Linked DNA regions of Mus musculus: region 1 is linked to region 2. Evidence: chromatin loops called from intact Hi-C (ENCODE). Cell type or tissue: gastrocnemius. All regions are shown on one strand. Each heading gives the region's core, and the rest is flanking DNA. Links, peaks and the distances in the headings are about the cores only.

Region 1 (12,495 bases), core at 4,002-8,001, 77 kb after region 2:
ACCTGCATTTGAGTTCAACTCTGCTCCTCACTGGCTGCTTGGCCTTGAATGATTGAGTGATGTGTTTCTGGCCTTCGTTTTCTTATCTGAAGATGGCAATGGTGAGACCTGTCTAGCTTGCTTAGCATTCTTGAGACCCTGGGATTGATTTCTGGACTACAAAAAAAATACTTCAAAACACCAACAAATGTGTGTGTGTGTGTACATATATATTCATATATGGTTATAGTTATATATAGCTATATAGTTATACAGTGATTATTTTAGGTATTTATTTATTTTGAGACAGGCTCTCACTATATAGCCATGGTTACCTATGTAGACCAAGTTGTCCTTGAACTCAGAGATTCCCTTGCCTCTGCATCCCAAGGGCTGGGATTAAAGGTATAGTCACCATACCCAGCTTTATTTTATTTTTAAAGGTTAACCATTACTGTATTATTCCTTTAATACTGCAGTATTCCTTTAATTTGTCTTTTTCCTGTCCTGAAATTCACTCTGTAGACCAGGCTGGCTTCAAACTCACAAAGATCTGCCTGCCTCTGACTCCCGAGCACTGGGATTAAAGGCATGTGCCGCTACCACTACCAGGATTTCTTTAAATAGTTTTAATTTTTATTGATTTTAAAATATTCACATATATGGCTTCTATGTGTGTGTTTATACACGAGTGTGCAGATACCTACAGAGTCCAACAGAGGACACCAGACTCCCTGGAGTGGGAGTTATGGGTGCCTGTAAGCCACCCATGTGTGTATGTGTGCTGGGAACTGAACGGTAGTCCTCTGGAAGAACAGTACACACTCTTAACCGCTAAGCCATCCATCTAACCCCTCAATGATGGGGCCAGTTTCTACCTAGATGTACAATTTTTAAAATGACAAAAATCCATGATTTGCTCCAGAGTGCTATTGCTTGCATACCATGTAGGTATTCATGCAGATACTAGTTTGTCAAGCTTCGGATGGCAAAATGCTAAGTGACTGCATCTGCTATCGTCCACCTGGTTGTTGCTTCTCATTCTGAAGACTCTGGGGGCATGTTGTGTGACAGGTCACAGTGTCACTTCCAATTCTCAGTCAGACCCACTAAAATAGAGCATTCATGTCCTTAAGATACAAGACCTAGCAAAAAGCTGCTGGATACCACAGTGTTCTGACAACAAGCAATTTTAAGCCCTTACTACAGCATCTAGCACGCACTGGATGCTACATGATGGTGGCACTCTCCTGTCATACCTGGGGTCACATTATAAAGAAAACTGGCCAGGACATGGACCAAGCATACGCTGGTCTACAGGACTCTAGTCAGTGCCTGCCTTACGTGAATTAGGGCCTTTGAGGCAGGAAGACCAGGGATTGGTGGAGATCTGCGCACTTCTTTGCTGTAAGGGTTTTCAGGCGTCTGAGAGAGGTTAGCGTATGCTGGGTGGGGCTTTAATCAGAGGCTGTAGGTCTCTGGCTGCCCTGGGCTCTGTGCTCCTTCAGCCCCATTCCTGGTCCCCTTCTACAGCTTCCAGTGCTGTATATGGAGGAGGCTGAATCTGTGCTCTGTGACTCTGTAGGTGGACAGATGGTTCTATTATAAACTTCATCTCTTGGGCACCGGGAAAACCTAGACCCATTGGCAAGGACAAGAAGTGTGTATACATGACAGCCAGACAAGGTAAGGATAACGAGGACCAGAGAGGGTGTTGTCAGCACAAAGAAGGGGATATGGTAAGGGTTACCTAGGTGGGGGGGGGGGGGGGACTGGTCTCTTCTCTTTGTGAACAAATCCAAGAAGGGCTATATCCAAGGATCAATGGATGGTCCATGCCTCCAAGGACACAGAACTTGAGCTCAGCCCATATTCTCAGGGCATGGGACCAAGAGTGCTGCCTGCCCTGCCCGACCCTAGGGTAACCATTCTCTTTTCCCCTTCACAGAGGACTGGGGGGACCAGAGGTGCCATACGGCTTTGCCCTACATCTGTAAGCGCAGCAATAGCTCTGGAGAGACTCAGCCCCAAGACTTGCCACCTTCAGCCTTAGGAGGCTGCCCCTCCGGTTGGAACCAGTTCCTCAATAAGGTAGGGAGTTGGGAAGGGACACGGAGAGTCAGAGGAGAGGATGGGAACAGGTGTTGGCTGAGCCTCAGGCATCCCCCCAGCTGTTCTGCCACACCTTTCATCTGTCCGCACACACCTCTCTGTGCCAATGAAAGTGAGGTTCCTTGGAAAGTGGCTCAGTGTTGGTCCACCAGGGAGCAAAATTATCTAAATACTTTGGTGAGTTTTCTAGACCAATAGTTGTCAAGCCTTTTGATAATGAACTCTATTAATAAAACAAATTATTGAGCATTCGTACCCAATCTGTGTGTATATGTTATTTATGTATATGTACATGTGCATGCAGATAAAATTTATAGTTACTCCTATACTACAAAACTATCACCACATGGAGTCAAATATGCACAAGAACAGAACTAAAAACAGATAAAGATAAAAATAGTATCTTTTAAAATTCTCCTATTAGAGCCAGGCAGTGGTGGTACACACCTTTAATCCCAGTACTTAGGAGGTAGAGGCAGGCAGATTTCTGAGTTCAAGGCCAGCCTGGTCTACAGAGTGAGTTCCAGTACAGCCAGGGCTACACAGAGAAACTCTGTCTCGAAAAAAAAAATCTCTATTAGTAAAACAAAAATATGTTTGGGCCATGTGACTGATCAATTATAATAATTAATATTTATGCAATTTTAATAAGAACATATGACTACATACATTTCATTTTCTTGTTTTGCAGAATAAAAATCCATTTATTTTTCATTTGATTTTATTTTTCCACCGATACATAAAAACACAAGAATGATAGCTATTCGGGGGATGCCATGTAATATTTTGTACATTCGTACATTGTATAATGCTTATATTAGGGTAAATGCATCTGTCCCCTGAAGTCATGGTCTTGTTTTAAGGAAAACCATCCCAAGTCCTTCCTTCTAGCTGTTTGACATACTCAATATGTTCTGCCCTGCAGTTACCTCACTGCAGGTGACTTTATCGTGGCGTTACCTTACTGCACACTAGCACCAAAGAACTAGATTGCACATAACCGTACCTCAGTACTCAGTGGCCAACCTTTCCCTGTCCCCATTATGCCCACTGACTGACTCTGCTCTCAACTTTTTTTTTTTTCTTTTTGGGTTTTTAAGACAAGGTTTCTCTGTGTAGCCTTGACTGTCTGGGAACTCACTCTGTAGACCAGGCTGGCCTAGAACTCACAAAGATCCACCTGTCTCTGCCTCTGTCTTGTGAGTGCTAGGATTAAAGCCGTGTGCTGCCACCCCTTTTGAGACAGGGTCTCATGCAACCTAGGTTATCCTTGAACTCACTATGTATGACTGAACTTTTGAAGGTCCAAATGCAGGAATCACAGGTTTATGCAGTTTTAGGCAGTGCTAGGAATAGGACCTAGAGTCTCTGCATGCCAGGCAAACACTTTACCAACTGAGCTATATGCCCCATCAGAAGTTTATTTTTTGCATGCTTAGGTGTGGTTGGCACATGCATGTATGTGCACAGGCCAGAGGTTAACCTTGGGTATTTCCTTAATAATATATAAACCTTATATACAGAGGCAGGGTCTCTCATGTAAGCCCAAAGCTTGCTGATTTGGCTGGTCTAGCTAAGCAGCTTGCTCTAGACACCATCTGTCACCATCTCCCGAGTGCTGGCATGACAAGTGGCCCCCAAACTTAGAGCACTCACATGCGTGCTGGGGATATAAACTCTGGTTCTCATGCTTATCCAGTAAGCACGTTATCCATCCCCACATGTGGACGAAACCACACTGTGTTTCTTTCTGTGTTCAATTTTAAACATTCTTTCCCTTAATTTTTATTTTTTTAATTTTATGCCAGCATGTATGTGTGTGCACCTCTTATGGGCAATACCCATTGAGGCCAGAAGAGGGCATGAGAGCCCTTGGGACTGGAGTTACAGACAGTTGTGAGCTGCTGCTGTGTGGAGCCCAATCCAGGTCTTCTGGGGGGAGCAGCTGATGCTGAGCCATCCTTTGCAGTAGAACCTAAAGGTTTTCTTTTTCTTGACAACATTTAGAAAATTGTCTTTCTTAGTGTTTTAATTTGGGCACAATGGTATATACTTGTAATTCAGACCCTGGAAGGCTAGAGGACAGTGGGGCCACAAGGAGAAACTTCTCAAAACAAAAGTTCAAACAACAACGAAAACTCAAAAAATGAAAAGTGGGAAGGACTTAGGGGTTTGGCTCATTGGTAGAGTGCTTGCCTAGCATATGTGAGGCCCTTAGTCAGACAGGCAGACAGACAGACAGACATGTGCATGTTTGTACAAACACTCGCGCGCACACACACACACATACACATAAATAGTATTCAATACTAGGGAGTCTGAGGCAAAAAGATCCTGAGTTCCAGGCCAGCTTGGGCTACATAGCAAGACCCTGTCTCAAATAATAACAAGCTCCCCACCCACCACCACTAGAATGTGGGCATTTGTGACTTCTGTGCCAGGATGGGAGGGTGGGGCTTTGTCCAGGGAGATCCAGACGCCCTGTGTATGAAAGCCCAGAGCATCAGCTGCTGAGGGCTACCCAGCAGGGCTTCTGGGTATGTGGACAGGGATGTAGAGCTGTGTATCAATTCCATCCCCTGCTCCACAGTGTTTCCGAATCCAGGGCCAGGACCCCCAGGACAGGGTGAAATGGTCAGAGGCACAGTTCTCCTGTGAACAGCAAGAAGCCCAGCTGGTCACCATTGCAAACCCCTTAGAGCAAGGTAGGGTCAACCTATGGGGAGGTGCTGGTGTCTCCCCACAACTCGCTACAGCAGAGCAAACAGGGGCTACCCCATCACTCTTTCCTTTCTTCTGGGGGACTGCAGCATTTATCACAGCCAGCCTCCCCAACGTGACCTTTGACCTTTGGATTGGCCTGCATGCCTCTCAGAGGGACTTCCAGTGGATTGAACAAGAACCCCTGCTCTATACCAACTGGGCACCAGGAGAGCCCTCTGGCCCCAGCCCTGCTCCCAGTGGCACCAAGCCGGTGAGGACCCACACCACAGTGCTTTTCTCTGTCGCTGTCCCCCTCTCCCCTACCTCGCCCTTCCAGCCTCAGCTGTCCTTAGATGGGGCAGCCACTGAGGTTCCCCTAAGTAGCCTTTTCCCCCAGACCAGCTGTGCGGTGATCCTGCACAGCCCCTCAGCCCACTTCACTGGCCGCTGGGATGATCGGAGCTGCACAGAGGAGACGCATGGCTTCATCTGCCAGAAGGGCACAGGTACACGCAGCTGCTACACAGAGACACCCCTGCACTGGCTAGCTGCTCTGGGCCGGTCCAGAAGGAACCAAACATTGAATCTCTTTTCAGGGGCCATAGAGGTCCCTCCAGAGTCATGTATCTGCTTGGGAAGCAGGTGGTCTGCGGGGGGGGGGGGGGTGTGTGTGTGTGACATGCTGCTATGTCTAGGGTCAGAACCCCTGAGGTTCAACGTCAAGGCATCTCCAGCTCCTTCTGCATGTTAGCAAATAGAAAGCTCACTGATAAGGATGGCGACTGGCCATCCCCAGTGGAGACCTGCTCTGAGTCTGATGTCTGGTTTTCCCTAGCTTAGTCTCATACCTGGGAATGGGGTAAGGGTGGATGGGGCAGAGCTCGGTCTGAGTCCTGCCCCCTTTCCCTGTAGACCCCTCGCTAAGCCCATCCCCAGCAGCAACACCCCCTGCCCCGGGCGCTGAGCTCTCCTATCTCAACCACACCTTCCGGCTGCTGCAGAAGCCACTGCGCTGGAAAGATGCTCTCCTGCTGTGTGAGAGCCGAAATGCCAGCCTGGCACACGTGCCCGATCCCTACACACAAGCCTTCCTCACACAGGCTGCACGGGGGCTGCAAACACCACTGTGGATCGGGCTGGCCAGTGAGGAGGTGGGCTCCTAGGTCAAGATTTTGCCTCGCTTACCCCCACCCTACCTTCTGCCTTGATTTCACTTCCTCCTTCCACCTTGAGAGTATGTTCCCTTTATTCTCACCTATGGCTACCTAATACCCAGGGCTCACGGAGGTATTCCTGGCTCTCAGAGGAGCCTCTGAATTATGTGAGCTGGCAAGATGAGGAGCCCCAGCACTCGGGAGGCTGTGCCTACGTGGATGTGGATGGAACCTGGCGCACCACCAGCTGTGATACCAAGCTGCAGGGGGCAGTGTGTGGGGTGAGCAGGGGTGAGTACCACCCGTGAGGGCCAAGGCTTGCGCAGGTGCAGGTGGTTCTGGGAAGATGTTCGGGCTACGTCTTCAATTCTGCACTCCAACAGGGCCCCCACCCCGAAGGATAAACTACCGTGGCAGCTGTCCTCAGGGCTTGGCTGACTCGTCCTGGATTCCCTTCAGGGAGCATTGCTATTCTTTCCACATGGAGGTGCTGTTGGGCCACAAGGAGGCGCTGCAGCGCTGTCAGAAAGGTGGGTGAGAGCAGCCTAGCCCAGATCCGGGACTCTGAGGCCTGGAGAAAGAACTTCCCCTCTGCCTATAGGCACTTATCTCAAGCTCCCCTCGCTGTTTAATACACAGACCATGTTGTGTCATCTACAGAATATCCCACGGTCCACAAGTGCTGAGATTCACACCATCTTGCACTTGAGCTGCCAGAGAAGAGTGCCGGGGTTGCTGTGAAGCGGGAGGGGGGGGAAGTAGTTTGGGGGGGGGGTCTATCACCATAAGGAGAATCTGCTTGTCCTGACATGGGCTTTCTTTGTGTCCAGCTGGTGGGACGGTTCTGTCCATTCTTGATGAGATGGAGAATGTGTTTGTCTGGGAGCACCTGCAGACAGCTGAAGCCCAAAGTCGAGGTGCCTGGTTGGGCATGAACTTCAACCCCAAAGGTGGGTGCTCTGTGTACGGGAAGGGAAGGGCTCAGGCTGCAAGAGGGATGCTTACCACTGTCTCCAGGCTTGTGAAAGTACAGCAGTGGATCGTGGTTATCGCCTCCCACCTAGAAACCCCCCTTCCACCTATTCCCATTCCCACACCTTCCCAATGGGTTCCTTCCACAGGAGGCACGCTGGTCTGGCAAGACAACACAGCTGTGAACTATTCTAACTGGGGGCCCCCTGGCCTGGGCCCTAGCATGCTAAGCCACAACAGCTGCTACTGGATCCAGAGCAGCAGCGGACTGTGGCGCCCCGGGGCTTGTACCAACATCACCATGGGAGTTGTCTGCAAGCTCCCTAGAGGTAAGCCAGGATCTCGGTCAACAGCTGGGCCCATAGCTGGACTCACAGCTGGATGTCCAGCTGGGTCTAGGGTTACTTGATATACAGGGGCATCTGCTTTGGCCGGAGGGCATCAAGTACATTAGTTTGCAGCAAGGACTGACGCAGGGCCTCAACTTTCCAAAGTACACATAAGCCCAGAGGACAGCAAGCCCCATCATTCTATAGTGGTTAGGGACAAGGGATGGTCAAGCCCTGGACACTCACGTATTGACTCTGAGGCCTGGGGATATAGTCCATTTGGTAAAGTCACGCAAGCACCAGGATCCGAGTTAAGATTCCCAGCACCCCAATAAAATCCCAACATTGAGTGCCATCACCTGTAACCCTAAGACAGAAAGGGAGACGTGTATTTGTGTTTTATAGGCCCCTGGAGCTCATTCACCAGCCATGAGCTGAATCCATACGTTGTAGGTTCAGTGGTAGACCCTGCCTCAAAACACCGAGGTAGAGAGGCATCAAGGAAGACACAGTGCAATAACCTTGACCTCTGACCTCTACGCACATGCACACTCACAAGTATCTGCTTATATTCACCTATAAGAACACATACATAGACACACACACACCTGTCCCATCAGCTTCCTCATATATAGAACGGAAATAGTAGAAGCCAGGTCCTAGAGTCCTGGGAGGTTCAGTGACTCTGCAAGGTGACATTCACAAAGCAGTTCACAGGCACTTATTTAAATTGTGACTATGATTTCTGTGAGGACTGATTGTGATTCTCTGGCTCTCTCCTCTCCTACAGTGGAAGAGAACAGCTTCTTGCCATCAGGTGAGTGGAGGGAATGAGCGAGCCCCGGCCTGGTTCTTTCGCTGGCTCCTCTGTCCCTGTGGTCATGACTGGGGCCTGATGTGAACTCCCCACCTCCATCTCAGCAGCCCTCCCCGAGAGCCCGGTTGCCCTGGTGGTGGTGCTGACAGCGGTGCTGCTCCTCCTGGCCTTGATGACGGCAGCCCTCATCCTCTACCGGCGCCGACAGAGTGCGGAGCGTGGGTCCTTCGAGGGGGCCCGCTACAGTCGCAGCAGCCACTCTGGCCCCGCAGAGGCCACCGAGAAGAACATTCTGGTGTCTGACATGGAAATGAACGAACAGCAAGAATAGAGCCAAGGGCGTGGTCGGGGTGGAGCCAAAGCGGGGGAGGCAGGGGCCCCAAGGGCGTGGTCGGGGTGGAGCCAGAGCGGGTAAGGCAGGGGCCCCAGGTCAGCAGGCCCCCATCACCCATCAGCCCAGTTGTCTTTGGATGGCAACCCTTGGGAGTTGCTACTGGGTGCCGGGGGCATAGCTTGCCATGGGGTGGGAGTACCCAGCCTACCATAGAGGCTAGGCTGAGACTTGGCAGTGGGTCATGTTCCCCTTTCCCTTGGGCCTGGGATCGTGTCACCTGGACCTGGACCCCATGGCAACTGGAGGCAATATGAGAAGGGACATGAGCTTATTCATGTCTTTTCCTCCCCAGATCCCTGAGCCTAAACCTGCTGACCTGCAGCCTAGGATTCTTTCCTATCTGTAGGCCTGGAAAGCCTGCCCCGTCCCTTGGGGTGGCTCTCTGTCACCTCTCCTACTCGGCTACATCAGCTCTGTCTCCTCACCCTGCCCTCGTGCCTTTTTTTCCACCCAGTGCCTCCTTCTGAGCCATGGCCCTGGGACTTGGGTGATCTCTCTCTCTCTCTCTCTCTCTCTCTCTCTCATTCTCTCTCTCTTTCTCTCTGGGTGGGGGTCAGCTGAAGAGGCTGGCCAAGCATCTGTCACTCCTGTGCCTGCTGGAATGGACCTAGGGTATGGCAGGAGGGAGCCTAGGTGGCTCAGGTGTACAAACCAGGGCACCGGTGTGGTGTCTGCTGGAGTAGAGATGGAACTTCGGAGAGACACCTTATCCACTCACAGGGTGTCATCTCCTGCTGGTCAGGGGAGGGCTCTGTCCTTGAAAGAGTCCCCTGTGGGGACCAAAATAAGTTCCCTAATGTCTCCGGCTTCTGGCTCTGGCTTGGAGAGAGGGAAGATGGTTTGGAGGGGGAGGGGCGCTGGTGAGGCTGTAACCTGGGACAGCACCAGGTGCTACCATCTGGTGTGGCCTAGGAGACCAACTCATGGAACCACTCAGCACCTTTTTCCAGAGGAGAGTCCCAGCCAGGATGGAGAGTGCCAGTCCCCGTGTCCCAGTGCAGGACGATGTGAACAAAAACTCAAAGCGGACCCTCTATTGTAGTTCTTGATTCTCGAAATGTGCTATTATTGTTTGTCTTTTTTTTTTTTTTTTTAAAGAAGGAAAAAGAGAAAAAGAATAGCAAACAAATAAAAACCTTCCAGAGGCTTGAGAAGTCAGCGTTTGTGCCTCCTTCTCTGCAGAGTCTGACCCCCGCAGCCCTGTAGGGACAGATGGCAGCTCTGTCCAGTTGTTTCTGTAGCCTGCCATTTTGCCTCTGAGCTTTTGGCTCTCCTCAGGAGACAAGTCGTCCCTGCCTACAAGCGTGTGAACTTGGGCACCTGAGCTCATTGTCCCATCAGCTTGAATAGGGCGTAGAGGATCTCCTAGGGTTGGGCTGTCGGAAAGATGCTTAAGGATGTGGTGAGTGTCCTTACCAAGTGCCTCTGAGTGCATGCAGTAAGCACTCCATAAATGCTAACTGCTACTCTTATTTCTAAAGTTTTTTTTTATTACATTGTGTGTGTGTGTGTGTGTGTGTGTGTGTGTGTGTGTGTGTGTGTGCGTGTGTGTGTGTAGGGTGAGCAATATGAATACCTGGACCAGAGTGGGAGCAGAGGGTCCCTAATGTCTCAGAGGACCGACAGGGTGACTGCAGGAGTGTGGCTGAGTGGGTGCAGGCCAGGACGCAGTGGCATGGTGGATACTGTAAGGAAGGCTGCCAGTGGGAATGGCTGATCTGATCTTTAACAAGTTCATTGTAACCGCGGTAAGGGACACAGACAATGGATGGGAGATGGGGGAGGGGAAGCAGAGGAAGCCCTTGCAATCATTAAGACCTCAGAAGATGGTGGCTGGTTTGGCCTGGAACACTAGCGGTGGTTTAGAGGCGTTGTGCGTTCTCAGGCTTACCCTGTCCAGGACTTTTAAAATCTTAGTTCTACTTGTTTTGGATAGGCAGTGTGGTCATGTGGTTCAGAGCCTAAAGGAGTGAAAAGAATACATAAAGACACCCATTGAATGTTCTCGCTCCTTCCCTTGCCCATCCACCCTGGACGCTCCTGCCATGATGGTTTTCCGAGTCTCTTTCCAATGTTTGATTCAGGCTGGGGGAAGCCACTAGGAAACATGGGATCTGGATTGCCCAGGGGGACAGCAGATCAGCTGCTTTCTGCCGGGATCAGATGTGCAGGATGAATGGGTGGGACCGCCCAAGACAGAAGAACTCTAGAGAGTCCGTGAGCTGCATTCCTGAGTGTGTGTGTGTGTGTGTGTGTGTGTGTGTGTGTGTGTGGGCTCCTCCAGCTGTCCCTACTCTGCAGCTCTCACAAGACCCATGGGAGATAGGTAGGCCAGGCATTCCGGAAGGGACGGAAGGGACCGTCAATCCAAAGTAAGGTCCTTAATGATTAACCCACTTTACCTTCAAGTGATTTGCTCTCCAAACAGAGGCCAGAGTAGCCCCTTTGTGAGTCGAGTGCTTTGCTACTAGCTGTGGCTCAAGGGTTGCTCTTCAGGCTGCTGGGAGCGGCTCTGAGGGCAGGGATGCCAGTGACCATTGCCCTGAGAGAGAAGGAAGCAGCGTGGTAAAAAGCAGTGTGAGCTCTATTGGGTCATTTGAGTAGTTGAAGGAATGAGGCTCCAAATGTCCAGTGCCACCCATCTATTTGAGAGAGAGACAGAGAGAGAGAGAGAGAGAGAGAGAGAGAGAGAGAGAGAGAGAGCATGTGCATGCCAGCAGCTGACTGGGTAAGCAAGCCTACTGACCCCAGCAGCCCCAGAAATCTACCTATCTGTACCCCCAAGAGTTACGAGCATAGGCAGCTGCTGCTCCTGGGTTTTATGTGGGTGCTGAGGATTCGAACCCAGGCCCTCACCCTTCCAGGGCAAGCATGAATTGACTCCCCAAACCTTGACAAGTTAATTTTTCCTTTTCTTTCTCTGGTGACTGGAGTCTTGCCAGAGGCCACATTCAATCCAAGTTTGTCCTACAGCCTCTTAGGCCTGGGGGCTCCCCAGAGAGTATGTTCTAAGCCTTCCTGCAGAAGAGTTAGGGAATGTTCCCGTAGTTCTCTGAGTGGTCAGGAAGAAGGCTCTGGACCTGGCCACTTGCCCTCTGGCTCCCAGCCAGTTCTAGTTTTAGAACATGTGACAAGGACTTCTATCTTCTGGTGGGGCTCAGTTCAGTTGACCACGAAGCATCTCTTCTGTGTGCCAGGTTCTCTGCGGAGCCTGCTGAGTGGCAGATGGCCTGAGACCTGTCCCAGGCCTGAGCGAAGGGCACTGTCTACCAGGCACGGAGCCCAGCTTTCCCTTGCAGGTCTGAACTGGCCCAGCTTCGAGCACCTGAATATTCAGTGACAGCTCAATGAATCCATGAATGAATGGGAAGACAGGGCAGCTCTCCAGAGAACAGCATTCCCCTATCTCCTATCAAAGCAGAGATGGCCTCCTCCCAGGTACCCTGGCAGAGCAGGCCTGGCCCAGTGGGCAGCTCTCTGAGGCCACAGGGGCAAGGAGCCAGCCAGCCTCACCACATGGCTATCCTGGAACAGAGCCGCCCAAACCTGGTCAAGCTGCCTGGACCAGTGGGGCAGGAGTCTCTGGCAGACCTGAGGTAAAGAACTAGCATCGTGAGGGAAGGCAGAAAGGAGACACTCAGGGAAGTCAGAAGAGGACAAATGAGGGATTGAAGAGGGTCCAGCATGAGAAGAAAGTGCCCAGATCTTCCCGCAGGCCTGACTTTCCTTAGGAGGGTGTTGCCAAGAGGCCTCAGGGAACTGCTGACTTCAGTCTTTGGCTCCCATCAGAATCAGCTCCATTGCATCAAAGGGGAGGGGCTGGCTTTAACCCTTCCTTGTCTGAAAAGCAAGTAGTTACAGACACTAGAAAGAGGTCTGAGCAACTGCCAGGCACCAAGGTTCAAGGCCATGTATTCAGAGAAGCCAAATACTGAATTTATCAGTTGGCTGGTGGCTTTTCTGGGGATCCCAGGCAGTGACACTTTTCTAGTTCCATCCATACTGTCTTACTTCCAGACACCCCTGAGGTCTGTG
Region 2 (12,495 bases), core at 4,372-8,371:
ACTTGTGTCTATACCCCCAACACAGAGGCTTTAGTGTCACTGTGTCAGGCTTTTCACATGGTCCAGGGGTCCCAGTCTGGGTCCTTGAGCCTGCATAACAAACCCTTTACCCACTTGATCATCTATTCCTCCCTACTACATTTCTTTAATTTTCCAAAACATAACAAAATGTCTACAATAGGAAAAATTATTAAGCAGTCTTAATTAGTAAAAATAATTTATATCTATTTCTGTATTTATTTAAATTATTCTGGGTTGGAGAGATGGCTCAGCGGTTAAGAGTACTGTCGGCTCTTTTCGAGAGGTCCTAAGTTCAGTTTCTAACAACTACATTCTCACAACCATCTAAACTGAGATCTGGTCCTCTTCTGGCATGCAAGTGTACACGCAGATAGAGCACTCATACACAGAAAATTAAAAAATAATTTATATCCAAATTTATATGTCCTTATATAATAGCCTTATATTAAATTTTCCAATATAAAAGCAAGCATTCTAGAAATCTGTTTACATCATTCAATAAGAAGAAAAAAATGATACATTTTAGTGTATACATTTCTCCTGCTTTCTTATTTATAGTCCTTTAATCTATTGGGTGCTAATTAGAATGTTGATTGTGAGGGATCCAGATCAGTCATGCCTTGTTGGAGAAGGACAAAGCAATAGCCTGAGAGCCTGGCAGGGGCTGTGTTGGGCTTGCTGTTTCAGGGATTCCTGTAGTTGGTGAGGACTTTGGTATAAGTTGTTTGACATTGGGTCTCATTCTGTAGCCCAGCTGACTTTGAACTCATGCTGTTCCTCCTGCCTCAGTGTCCTAAATGCTGCTGTTACAGGTATGCAGTCACACCTGGCTTAGAGAATGAAAACTTTGAATGACACTTTCTTTCATTCTTAACTTTGTCTACCACTTGTTTTCTGTTCATTTACAATAAAAATGCTCTGTACTTTGAAATGTGCAAAAGTTACTCAAAGAGACATATTATAGTCTAGAAGTTTGCTGAACCAGAAGTGACTTGAACAGTGATCCCTTTTTTGCCATAGAGTTGCAAGTTGTTACTGGGTTTTTGTTCATAATTTTATTTTGTCAAAGGTAAAATATTGCACTGAATCCTAAGTAGAGCTATTTGGTGCAGTGGGATTTTGAGCCAAGGCTGTGTGTGCTCAGTAACCACAGGAATGCATCTCTAGATTTCCCACTCAGTGATGAAGAAGCCAGAGTCTAAGGACCCAGGTCCTCCGTTCTTCACTTAGTGTGTGTCTGCTACTCCCGGCCTTAGTATGGGCCTGTCATTTCTGTATAGGGAGACAGTGATGATAAAATGAAGCATTAGAAACAGCAGTGAAACTTAAAGTAGCATCTTGGCGTTAACTCCAAAGTATCCATTAGGAAAACCTTTAATAGTTACTGGGAGGCTTCTGTTCTTCCCTCATTTCCCCAGTTTTTAAATTTAATATTTTTTTAAGTTACGTGCTTTATGTGTACTTTTTGATATGTTGGAACATACCAGCTTCAGAAACAATTTTTTTCATTTATTTAATAGGAAATTTCTCTTTTCTGACTTCTTCCTTAAACAAACATCTTTTTTTTAACATCTTAAATGGTGTTAAGTTGCTTAAAGCGGTTTCTAGTTACTGTCTATAAAAAAAGAACCACTTTTAAAACCTTTTGATAAATATATGATGCAAATGCTCGTGCGTGTATGTGTGTGTGTCACTCTGTGTGTGTGTGTCACTCTGTGTATGCGTGTATGCCTTATACTGTGTGTGCAAGTGTATGAACCTACATGTAAAGACTAGAGGACAGCTTTATATGTTCCCCAGGAGCCATCACCGTGGTTTTCTGAGACAGGGTGTCTGTCTGTCTGTCTGTCTGTCTGTCTGTCTGTCTGTGTGTGTGTCTGTCTCATTCGACGTCATCAGATGGGCTAGACTGATGAACCAGTTAGCCCCAGGGACCCACCTTCCTCTGCTTCCCCAGCACTGGGGTCATAACCACTGGCCACTGCACCCAGCTGCTTTGAGCTCAGGACCGTGTTACTTGGTAGACAAGTAGTTTTTTGACTAAGCCAGGCCCTAGGGTGCTCTTTTGAAATTCTTTGTGTGGCTGATACATATCTCATATATATAATACACTTTGCTTTTACTTTTACTATTTTGAACTTGAAAGGTACGTTTTAAAACTTCTTTAGTTACATTTATTTTACTTATTCTGAGTAAAATAACACTGTAGGTCAAAGGATAAATTGTGGGATTCAGTTCTCCTTCCACCCTGTGGGTCTCAGGAATTGAATTCAGGTCGCCAGATTTGGCAGCAAGATTCTTACCTCCAGAGTATCTAGTGACCTCAAAAAGTCATTTTGTTTTGTTTCGTTTTGTTCAGTTTCAAGTGAAGGCATTTGTGGTGATTCATGCTTATAATTGCAGCACTTAGGAGATAGAAGCTAATGTCAGTAATCATCCTTCATTACGCTTCCACCTTATTTCATGAGATGTGGTCTCAGTCAGACCCAGAACTTGTGATTTGGGGGTTCTCTGTGTTTATCATCCGAGGCTGGGGTGCAGATGGGCTACCATGCCCACTCAGCGTTTACAAAGGTGCTGGGTCCATGTCTGCTCCCCATGCTTGCATCGCAAGCAAGCTCTTCACCAGTACACTGCCTCCCCAGTCCCCGGAAGCATTACTTTAGAAGAGAAGACTGTGATTTTTAGTATTGAGTATTAGCATAAAAGAGGTGTGGTTGTCACAGAAGAGTCAACATCCATTCATTTAAGAAATGCTTGAAGGCTGGAGAGATGTCTCAGAGGTTAAGAGCACTGACTGCTCTTCCAGAGGTCCTGAGTTCAATTCCCAGCAACCACATGGTGGCTCACCGCCATCTGTAAAGGGATCACTGCCTTCTTCTGGTGTGTCTGAGGACAGCTACAGTGTACTCACATACATAAAATAAATAAATCTAAAAAGATTTTTTAAAAAGAAAGACTGAGCACCTGCGATTTTTCTCAGTGGCTAGATAGGTTGAGGAAAGAGTGATTGGGTGAGATGACCAGATGTATCTTCCTGGAGCAAACGGATGCACATGCGGGGACGGGAAGTGCTAGAGAAGCGAGGGCCACGTGCTCTGTGTTGATGCTCCCTTGTGTTTGCAGGCATGCGTGTAGGGAATACCGGATTCACAAGGAGCTGGACCACCCCAGGATAGTGAAGCTGTATGATTACTTTTCACTGGACACTGACTCGTAAGTCCTGCTCCTCTTCCCTTCCCTTATCGTCCTGACATACTGAATACTTGTGGGATGGAGCTTAAATCTAGGCCCAGGAAATACTCTCTAAGTGAATTACATTTATTAATTTACAGGCAAATAGTTATAACAATTTAAATTTGGATCTCTTGACTAAAGAACAAGGGCACTGCATGCTGGTTAAAAACTGGCTTGACAGGGAGAGAGGATAAGGTGATTGCCAATATCTGTGGCATCAATATTTCTATTATGTCCAATATTAAGATACCAATTTTAAAAATTAGAGAACTTTATCCTAAATTATATACTTTCTTATTCATCCATCACAGTCGAATGAGTTTTCATGTGTGTCATAGATACATGGGCATTATCCAAGATCATTGTAGATGTTTTCACTCTCAGAAGAAACCTGAGCCTTTTTACTATTACCTCTCTGTTTTACTCTTCCTCTGTTTAAGCAGACACTGCTGTCTATCACCTTTAGAAGTCATGTTGTGGACAGTTTCACACATGGAATCATGTAGTATGTGTTCCTTTGTAATTGGCTTATTTAAGTTAGCATGGTGCTTATCCAGATATATGTTTGTTGTATTTAGGTGTCATTAGTTCCTCCCTTCTTATAACCAGGTCTATTTATCACACTCTGGTTAGTCTTATGTACAGTATCTAGCCAGCTCACCGTGTTCCCGAGAGTGTAGCAGTCAGTCCTTAGGAACTGGTTCCAGTTGCTGCTGACGTGCCACTAGCAGGCCCAATCTAGAGGCTGATACACACATCATCATCCTGTTATCCTAAAGCAGGATGGTTAATGTGACAAAAGGAAAGACAACCTAGTGACGCAGGTTGTTGGAATACAGGTTTCTGGGCAATAGGATTTTAGAACTGGGAGGGATCTTAGGGTTCAGGCTTTTCAAATATCAAAAAAATAAAATTATTAATGTAAGATCTTTGGTCCTCTTGATAATCCTGTGTATAGCAATAAGGTCAGTAAGCTGCAGAGCCTTTGGTTTATTCAGGGTTTAGGGACATTTCAGTGTTTGAAAACTTTTTTAGTTGCAGTTAGGCCTGAGTCAGGAGAACATAAGATACCTTAGGTCTTGCCCGTCGATGTTACATCACTCTCCTAAGGCTGTCTAAGAGTTTGGTCTATCCACCCAGAAGCTTTCTCAGACAAGCAGCCCTTGTGTAGACGTATATCCAAGAAAAAGAGTCTGACTCATTTCAGCATCTCAGATAAGAATGGGCATTTCAGATAGGCTCTCAGAGCATTACCATGCATTTTAGGTGTCATAAAAACTATAGTTTATTGTTCAGTCCTGAGATTCTGCAAGTGTGTGTTTGTAGTCAGTTGCAGTGTGGCTTGAAGTTCAGCTTATAGCTGTTTACTACTTCCTTTCCTTCTACTGCATTGGGGGGCATCTCTGGTAAGCTGTCAGTGGGCGCTCATCTGGGTTCAACCAGTGAGTAAGCACATAGCTCTAGTTTCCCTGGTGACCTGACTTCGAATAGCACCACCTTCTTCCTCTGACCCTCTGGCTTTAGGGTGCTAACAGTTTCCTGCTGTAACTAGTCACAAGGGTGCCTTACTGGACAGTTTGTCTTCTTAGATCTTCAGCTTGTAAATCAAAGCCTCTGTCTTCAATATTCAAGTGTTTTTTATTTCTTGGTTAAGTCCTGACTGATAAACCATAACCTAAAAAGATTTTTTAAAAAAGTATATATCTCTCAGGAATATTTTTTTAAAAAGTATATATCTCTCAGGAATATTCAAGTAGCTCAAGGAAACATACATCAATTTTAATACTTGGGGAGATAGATGCATTAGTTGTAGTGCCAACAATAACGTGCAATTTTAAATGGGGGATATGAGCGATATATTGGCATGAATATAAGTAAAAGAATCCGTACCATATGGAACACATTTGTGTAGTCTTCTGCCAGACATAGTATACAACTAGTTCTTGAGACCTGAGCAGAACTTAGACTCTTCCTTAGTGTATACACTTATATTGGACACGTGCAAGGATAATTGTGTGATTGATCACTGTGTAATAATGGACATGTGCTATGGGTATGCAGAGGAGACCCTGCTATAAGAGGGTGACTAGACACACATTACAGTTCTTGTCAGTGTTCTTAGAAGAAATGCGCCATAATGAACTTTGGCACAGTTGATGCCACTATGGAGATTGCAGAAGCTCATCTCCCAGAGAGCAAGTGTCTCGCCCTCTGAGCCTTTGGCAGCTGATAGAAAGGAATAGAAGAAGTTTTAGGAACAAAGGAAGGAATGGAAGCTCTGAGACCTGAGCTCTGCTGAGAGTGGTTTAGGTGGTTTGATCTGCTTTTTACTCCACTGTTAAATGCTGGTTTATGCCTTCAGGTTTTGTACAGTATTAGAATACTGTGAAGGGAATGACCTGGACTTCTACCTAAAACAGCACAAATTAATGTCGGAGAAAGAAGCCCGATCCATTATTATGCAGATTGTGAATGCTTTAAAGTACTTAAATGAAATAAAACCTCCCATCATACACTATGACCTCAAACCAGGTATGGCTAACTTTCAGGAGATATTATTAAATGACTTTTAAGTTTATTAAGTCAAAGAATTTGACAGGAGCCAAGAAGACCCAACAGTCTATCACTGTAGATGCCTGGGTAACGTGGGAAGAAGAGTCCTGGGCCGCTTGGTGCTGGGAAAGGGGGGATGGGTGGGGAAATAGTACCTTGTGTGCTGAACCAGGAAAATTAATGATGACATTTAGAAACAGCTGTTCTGGCAAGTTCTATTTTGGCTTTTTCCCATTACTCACAGAATGGAGCAGTTTGTCTCAGGTCTCCCTGATAAAGTATACATATGCCTTGCCTCATTTTCTTAAGGACCCAAGCAGTTTTTATCTTTTTAAATTATCATTTAACTTAGTAGGCATCAGGAAAAGGCAAGGAGCCTTTATCCCTTACTTTATATTTCTGTTAGCTCGCTTTTTGTCTGTTTAAATGTGTGTGCCTGTCTCCTTTTATGTGGAGCTATTGGCTGTGACCTTTAAGTTTAGCCACTCACCATTCTATTTCTAGAAAAGTCACTACACTTTTCCTGCTATAGGTGGCGCTGTGGCACCATTTTTGATTCCCAAGAATGTTTTCTTTATAATTCCCCTACCCCCACCTTCCTGAAATTGCTGTTCTAAGCTTGGTAGCATAGAGAGCACACTGAAAGTTCATGTGAAATTTTCCCACATATTTTCCTCCCCTCCCCTCCCCTCCCCTCCCCTCCCCTCCCCTCCCCTCCCTCCCTCCACCCTCCCTCCCATCCCCTCCCCCCCCCCTCTCTCTCTCTTTCTTTCTTTCTTTCTTTCTTTCTTTCTTTCTTTCTTTCTTTCTTTCTTTCTTTCTTTCTTTCTTTCTTTTTTCCTCCTCTTCCCCCGCCTCTTCCTCTTCCCTCTTTCTTCTTCTTCCTCCTCTTCCTCCTCATCTTCTTCCTTCTTCTTCTTCCTCTTCCTCTTCTCCCTCCTCTCCCTCTTCTCCCTCTTCCTCTCCTCCTCCTCCTCCTCCTCCTCCTCCTCTTCCTCCTCCTCCTCTTCTTCTTCTTCTTCTTCTTCTTAAAAAATCAACTGTACAAGTAATATTTTACTTTGGCAGGTCATTTTTGTTTCCAGTGCCCAGCGTGGATTTTGGCACATTAAACAGGCAATTCTAAGAAAATAGAAATTTCCAGTGGACACTGAGGATTCTCCCAAAGTTAGAATTAGACTGTTTTATTCCAAAGATTTAGAATTCACTTGTTCCCTTCTTGTGTGTCTTTTCTCTTAATAAAGAAGTCTCATTTTATTCATAAAGGTCTTTATCTTTTTAGGTAATATCCTTTTAGTAAATGGTACAGCATGTGGAGAGATAAAAATTACAGATTTTGGTCTTTCCAAGATCATGGATGATGATAGCTACAATTCAGTGGATGGCATGGAGCTGACGTCACAAGGAGCTGGTACTTATTGGTAGGTATCAGGGAGGAAGTCTGCCAAATCGGCTGGTGGGGAGGTGGCTCTGTTATACTGACTCCTTAGTGATTAACAATTAATCCTGATGTAGTCTGCTAAGACAGAAGTAGAGTTTTTAGTACTTTGATTTTCTATATCAATTTTTCTTCTATTTTCTTTCTGTTCTTGAAAACCCTTGAGAGAGTGCTTGTATAGTCTGTCCCCTGGAGATCTGTGTTTATTACACAGTGCTGACTGTACAAGCCAGCAGAGAACAGGGTTGTTTAGTTGCCTTAAAAAAATAGCCCTGAATTCTTAACAGTTCAAGTAGAAGCCTCTCCTTGTGTTAATAGGATGAGGGATTTGTTTCTAGGATGATGAATTGTTAAGTCAAGAATTAAGGATAGGCCTAAAACAAAACAACAAATCTATAGATTCCCTCATATTCCTGTTTGTTAGCATGTCCTAAAGGGTTTGAGACTCCTTTCTACTGAGCCCTGTGTCATCCTTCTCCCAGTCACCTGACCCCACCTAGCTCTGCCTCACAGTTCTGTGAGCACTCCTGCCTGCTATTGGCTTTTCACTAGTACTTTCTACAGTGAGAGTCACAAAGCATACCTGTGCCTGGGCATGTGATTTTGTGATTGTGACCTTGTGATTTTTATCCCCTTCTGAGGTTGTTACACAAAGCCACATTCTGCCCTAAATGGTTCTTAACCTAAAAAAGCCTCATAGCACAGGAGCGGTAAGTAGCATGCTGCTATATCCCAGGCTGAGAAAGCCCCGGGCTTAGAATTCTTTGTAGTAATGAGGGGCTCTAGTGGAAGCAGATGAAGGGGCGTGCCATTCAGAACATGCGGAATGAGCCCTGCTCTCCTAACTGAGCTTCTGATTGCTAGGTGGACAGTGAGCTGCGTTTCTGTTTCTCTGTACGCTTGGGGAAGTGGTGCCTATAGTCAAGAGTAAGTTTCTAAGTTAAAACCTTGAAATTCTATGTTTAAAATAGAGGTTACATTTATAGTGTTTACTTGACTTGGGAGATAGTGTGGGTTAGAGTGACTGTCACTAAGTGACACAAAAATGAACAGAGTTGGTACCTCTGGGAAAGAGGTTTGCACCTCTATTGTATAGGACTTGCACTTAAGCTTTGTTATGTGTTAGCGTGTTCTTTTTAAAAAGTGTGGACAGCCTCTCTCTCTCTCTCTCTCTCTCTCTCTCTCTCTCTCTCTCTCTTTCTCTCTCTTTCTCTCTCATATGTTTAAAATAGCTATTAAAAACTAATAGAATATGCAATATATAGTAGTACATACTTTAATCCCAGCACTAGGAGGCAGATGCAGGTAGATCTCTATGAGTATAAAGCCAGCCTGGTTTAAATAGTGAGTTCCAGGTTATCCAGGTACACAGCGAGACCCTGAGACCCTGTCTCATTGCTACCTGGTGCTATTTTTGCCAATTTATTAAAAAATAAATAAATAAATTCAGCAATTAAATTTGAAATAAAAATCATATAATGCTTTGCCCCCCCCCAAAACTTATTAGATAATATAAACAGTTATATGGGGTTGGGGATTTAGCTCAGTGGTAGAGCACTTGCCTAGCAAGCGCAAGGCCCTGGGTCCAGTCCTCAACTCTGGGGGAAAAAACAGTTATGTATATGAGTAATGATTAAAACTGGAGGATGGTTACTTGGTTATTTATTTGAGTGTTTTAAGTATATTTGAATATTTTTCCATAATGAAAAATAAGATAGAGGGTTTCTGAACTAGCATACATATGGTAGCATACACATTTAATCCTAGCACTCAGGAGGCAGAGGTAGATGGGTCTAAATGAATTTGAGGCCAGCCTCGTCTACATAATGAGTTTCAGAATAGCCAGTGCCATGTAGAAAGATCCTACCTATAAAGAAACAAATAGTTGGGCAGTGGTGGCGCATGCCGCCTTTAATAACAGCCCTCAGAAGGCTGAGGCAGGAGAGTTGAAGCAAGTGTTTCATGGTGACTTCAAGAGCAGCACGGCTACAAAGTGAGACCCTTACAAACCAAACCACGAGGTAATCGAGCCCAGGTGATGCTTTGGGCATTGTTTCTGAGCTTCACGTCTTCTCTGTGAGGATGTGGATTATGATAAAAATGGGCCTCTTTTTTTTTTTTTTTAACAATTCCTCCAAAAGCTCTTGGTAAGAAAGTACTATATTTGCTGTTTTCAGCATTATAAAAAAATTAGTTTTTTAAAATACTAATTAGTATAGAAAAAATTAGTTTATTTTTCATTTATAGAGAAACCAAATCTTAGAAGTTGAGTTACCAGACATGTACTGTTTAATTGAACTGTCTTTTACATTCTAAAAATCTTAACAAATTAACCACTCTACCTTTTGGATGAGTTCACTACCCCTGTTCTTCCCTGCCACCTCTTGGGGGGGGGGGGAGCCCTACATTTTTGCAGAAAAAATATATTCCAGCAGTCATTTTAGAATCAAAGTTATGCTGAGCAGTGGTGGCACACGCCTTTATTCCCAGCACTCGGGAGGCAAAGGCAGGCGGATTTCTGAGTCCGAGGCCAGCCTGGTCTACAGAGTGAGTTCCAGGACAGCCAGGGCTATACAGAGAAACCCTGTCTCGAAAAACCAAACAAAAAAATAGAATCAAAGTTACATTTGTTAGTACCCAAAGGTAAAGCGTAGTAAAGACCCGGCAACTATGAAATCAAGGGTCCAAGAAAGTTTGAATGCCACTTGGAAGAGCTGTTCTTATCATTTTTTTCTTTTGCTTACATTTTTTAAAAATATTTTTTCTCCCCTTTTTAGTCATAGTGAGTTGTATATCTTTCATTATTTAGGATAATTTGTTACGTTTTGTGTGGCACTGGAAATCCAACCTACAAACTCATCGCCACTGAGCTACACCTTCAGTGAATGTCTTAGGTACAAGTATATATTGTAAAATAATCTACCATAGGCTGTAGTAAACATCCATATGTCGATGAGAAAAATATGGAAGTAAACAAGTTTGACAGAGAATGTGGAAGGTTTTCCTTAGGCTGGACTTTGCTGCTCTGGGTCTACAGAAATTTATCTATTGTCTTCAGAATTCTGCCTTCCAGCGGGGCTGTGGCTAGGATTCCAAGCATAGTTCTTTGATTTCCTAAATGCTCACAGGTACCTGCCATACAGTTTGTTGTAGTCCTCTATCCTCTAGATTCTTTAGAGGCCAGTGGTGGGAGAGAAGAGGGTTAGGTAATGGTCTTTGTGTGGGTTTTACTGCAGTGTTTGTTAGTCTTTCCGCTGTCTCACCCAGAGTAGAAACATATATCTCCGGATAATTCAGAGTTTAGTGTTACTCTGAATTTTATATTGGAATTGTTGTAGTAAAAACTTCTAAAAGATGCTGTCTTAAATAGGCAGAATAGACTCTGCTTTCATAGATCTCTAGGTCTTGAATTTATTTGGATTTAAAACATTTATTAATTTTAGGAACTGGAAATGTAGCTTAGTAGAAGCTCTCATTCCATCTTTAGCACCCTAAAAAAGATTGATTTTCGAGAAGTCTCCTTTGGACAGCATGAAAAGAAACCTCTCTTCTTTTTTGGCAGAGGGTGGGGAGGGTGGGGGGGGGTTCGAGACAGGGTTTCTCTGTGTAGCCCTGGCTGTCCTGGAACTCACTCTGTAGACCAGGCTAGCCTCAAACTCAGAAATCCTCCTGCCTCTGTCTCCCGAGTGCTGGGATTAAAGGCGTGCGCCACCATGCCTGGCTCAACTTCTATTCTTTTTAACTGTGTGGTTTAAAGCTATCATAAAAGGGATTTTGTTTCTTTTGTGTCACTTCATGTTTAAAAAAAAATATATTTGGGCTGAATATATCCATGGTAGAACACTTCCACACTTGAGACCCTGGGTGTGATCCTAGTTATCACCATCAGTAAAGAATACTACCAATGACAAAACTTGTGAATGACACTTGGAGTAGACACAACCCTGGGAAAGGAGGTAGTGGGGGGTGATCAAAGTGAAACTAGAGAGAACATTTACCTCTCTACATATTGAGAAATGATAAATTGTGATGCCACATGAAGATATTGCCACCTATGTCAGTTCGAATGAGAGCCTTTCATTTACTTGTATATATTTCTTTTTTTTTTTTTTTTAGATTTATTTATTTATTATATGTAAGTACACTGTAGCTGTCTTCAGACACTCCAGAAGAGGGCGTCAGATTTCATTAGGGATGGTTGTGAGCCACCATGTGGTTGCTGGGATTTGAACTCTGGACCTTCGGAAGAGCAGTTGGGTGTTCTTACCCACTGAGCCATCTCACCAGCCCCCTTGTATATATTTCTAACCTGATAGTTGAGTCTTAAGTGTTGGGTATAAGGGTGTGTGGGTGTGGGTGCGCGTGTGCACATTTTATATAAAATGTTTGTTTGTTTATTGTGAGGCAAGGTCTTTCTCCTTAACTCTGATTGTTCTGATTGTCGCTATTCACAGTTTCACCCCCCTTTGCCCCTGTTCCTCAGTGCTGAGTGCTCAGTTTTTAACCCTTTATTTGCCTTTTTGTATACAGCTTGGATTTATATATTTAATTTTCTGAGTGTTTTATTTCTGTTTTCTCCTAGGTATTTACCACCAGAGTGTTTTGTGGTTGGGAAAGAGCCACCAAAGATCTCAAATAAAGTCGATGTTTGGTCAGTGGGTGTGATCTTCTACCAGTGTCTTTATGGGAGGAAGGTGAGGAAGAAGGCAGTGGAGCAGCCTGGGGCCATACCCACCACCTCACTGGGATTCTTCTTTGCAGTTAATCATTGGAATCCTGAAAGTAGTGGTTTAAAGAAAATACAGACTTCTCAGTAAATGCTTTGTGTATACCTACAAATTCCAGGCTGAAGAGCACCTACTGAATTCTCCCAAGCCATCAGAGACATGCATGTTGCAATCTCAAATATAAGACATGTTTTAATTCTGATGTGAATTCATGTAAAATAGGGTGTTGTATTTTTTTAAGATTTTGCTTTGTAGCTGTGGTTGGCCTGTACTATATACGTAGCAGAGGCTGACCTCAGACTCAAGGCAATCCCTGTGCCTCAACCTCTTGAATGCTGGTATGACATCACGTCTGTCTTGAAATCCTTTAGTGGCATGAACAATCTGCCAAAAAAAATTTCCCAAGCTTTCCAATAGGATCTGAAACTTAACCCCTAGATTTTATTTGTAACCACCTCATTAGATAAAAGCTGTTGTTAATAAAAAAAACATACTGTGTGCTCGTGTGTGCTTGTGAAG

Evidence for each region. Hi-C counts contacts between places; a loop is a spot of excess contacts. Peaks named below come from ENCODE experiments on the same cell type or tissue, not always from the same donor. Only the 100,000 strongest peaks of a DNase experiment are listed, where the experiment ranks them.
Region 1: it touches region 2 in a loop (6-fold over the local background); 9 of 42 quality-filtered maps call a loop at or near these places.

The regions. Positions count from the first base shown.
Region 1 is chr11:105,341,529-105,354,023 of GRCm38, forward strand. Mrc2 (mannose receptor, C type 2) reads left to right here. Exons shown (of 30, transcript NM_008626.3): 19 at 1,565-1,665; 20 at 1,928-2,070; 21 at 4,682-4,796; 22 at 4,902-5,065; 23 at 5,192-5,300; 24 at 5,707-5,945; 25 at 6,071-6,239; 26 at 6,332-6,478; 27 at 6,779-6,898; 28 at 7,070-7,249; 29 at 8,040-8,066; 30 at 8,171-9,617. The coding sequence ends at 8,397. Among named protein-coding and RNA genes, the nearest start is that of Mrc2, 55 kb to the left of the region's middle. In gastrocnemius, for the core only: a CTCF peak has its summit at 6,438 (motif pointing right); DNase peaks (open chromatin) are centred at 5,077, 5,841, 6,449 and 7,184; H3K4me3 peaks cover 489 bases.
Region 2 is chr11:105,264,006-105,276,500 of GRCm38, forward strand. It overlaps Tlk2 (tousled-like kinase 2 (Arabidopsis)), which reads left to right. Exons shown (of 22, transcript NM_001112705.2): 17 at 3,148-3,237; 18 at 5,621-5,790; 19 at 7,094-7,232; 20 at 11,832-11,943. Among named protein-coding and RNA genes, the nearest start is that of Mrc2, 22 kb to the right of the region's middle. In gastrocnemius, for the core only: a CTCF peak has its summit at 6,335; a DNase peak (open chromatin) is centred at 6,342; H3K27ac peaks cover 1,820 bases.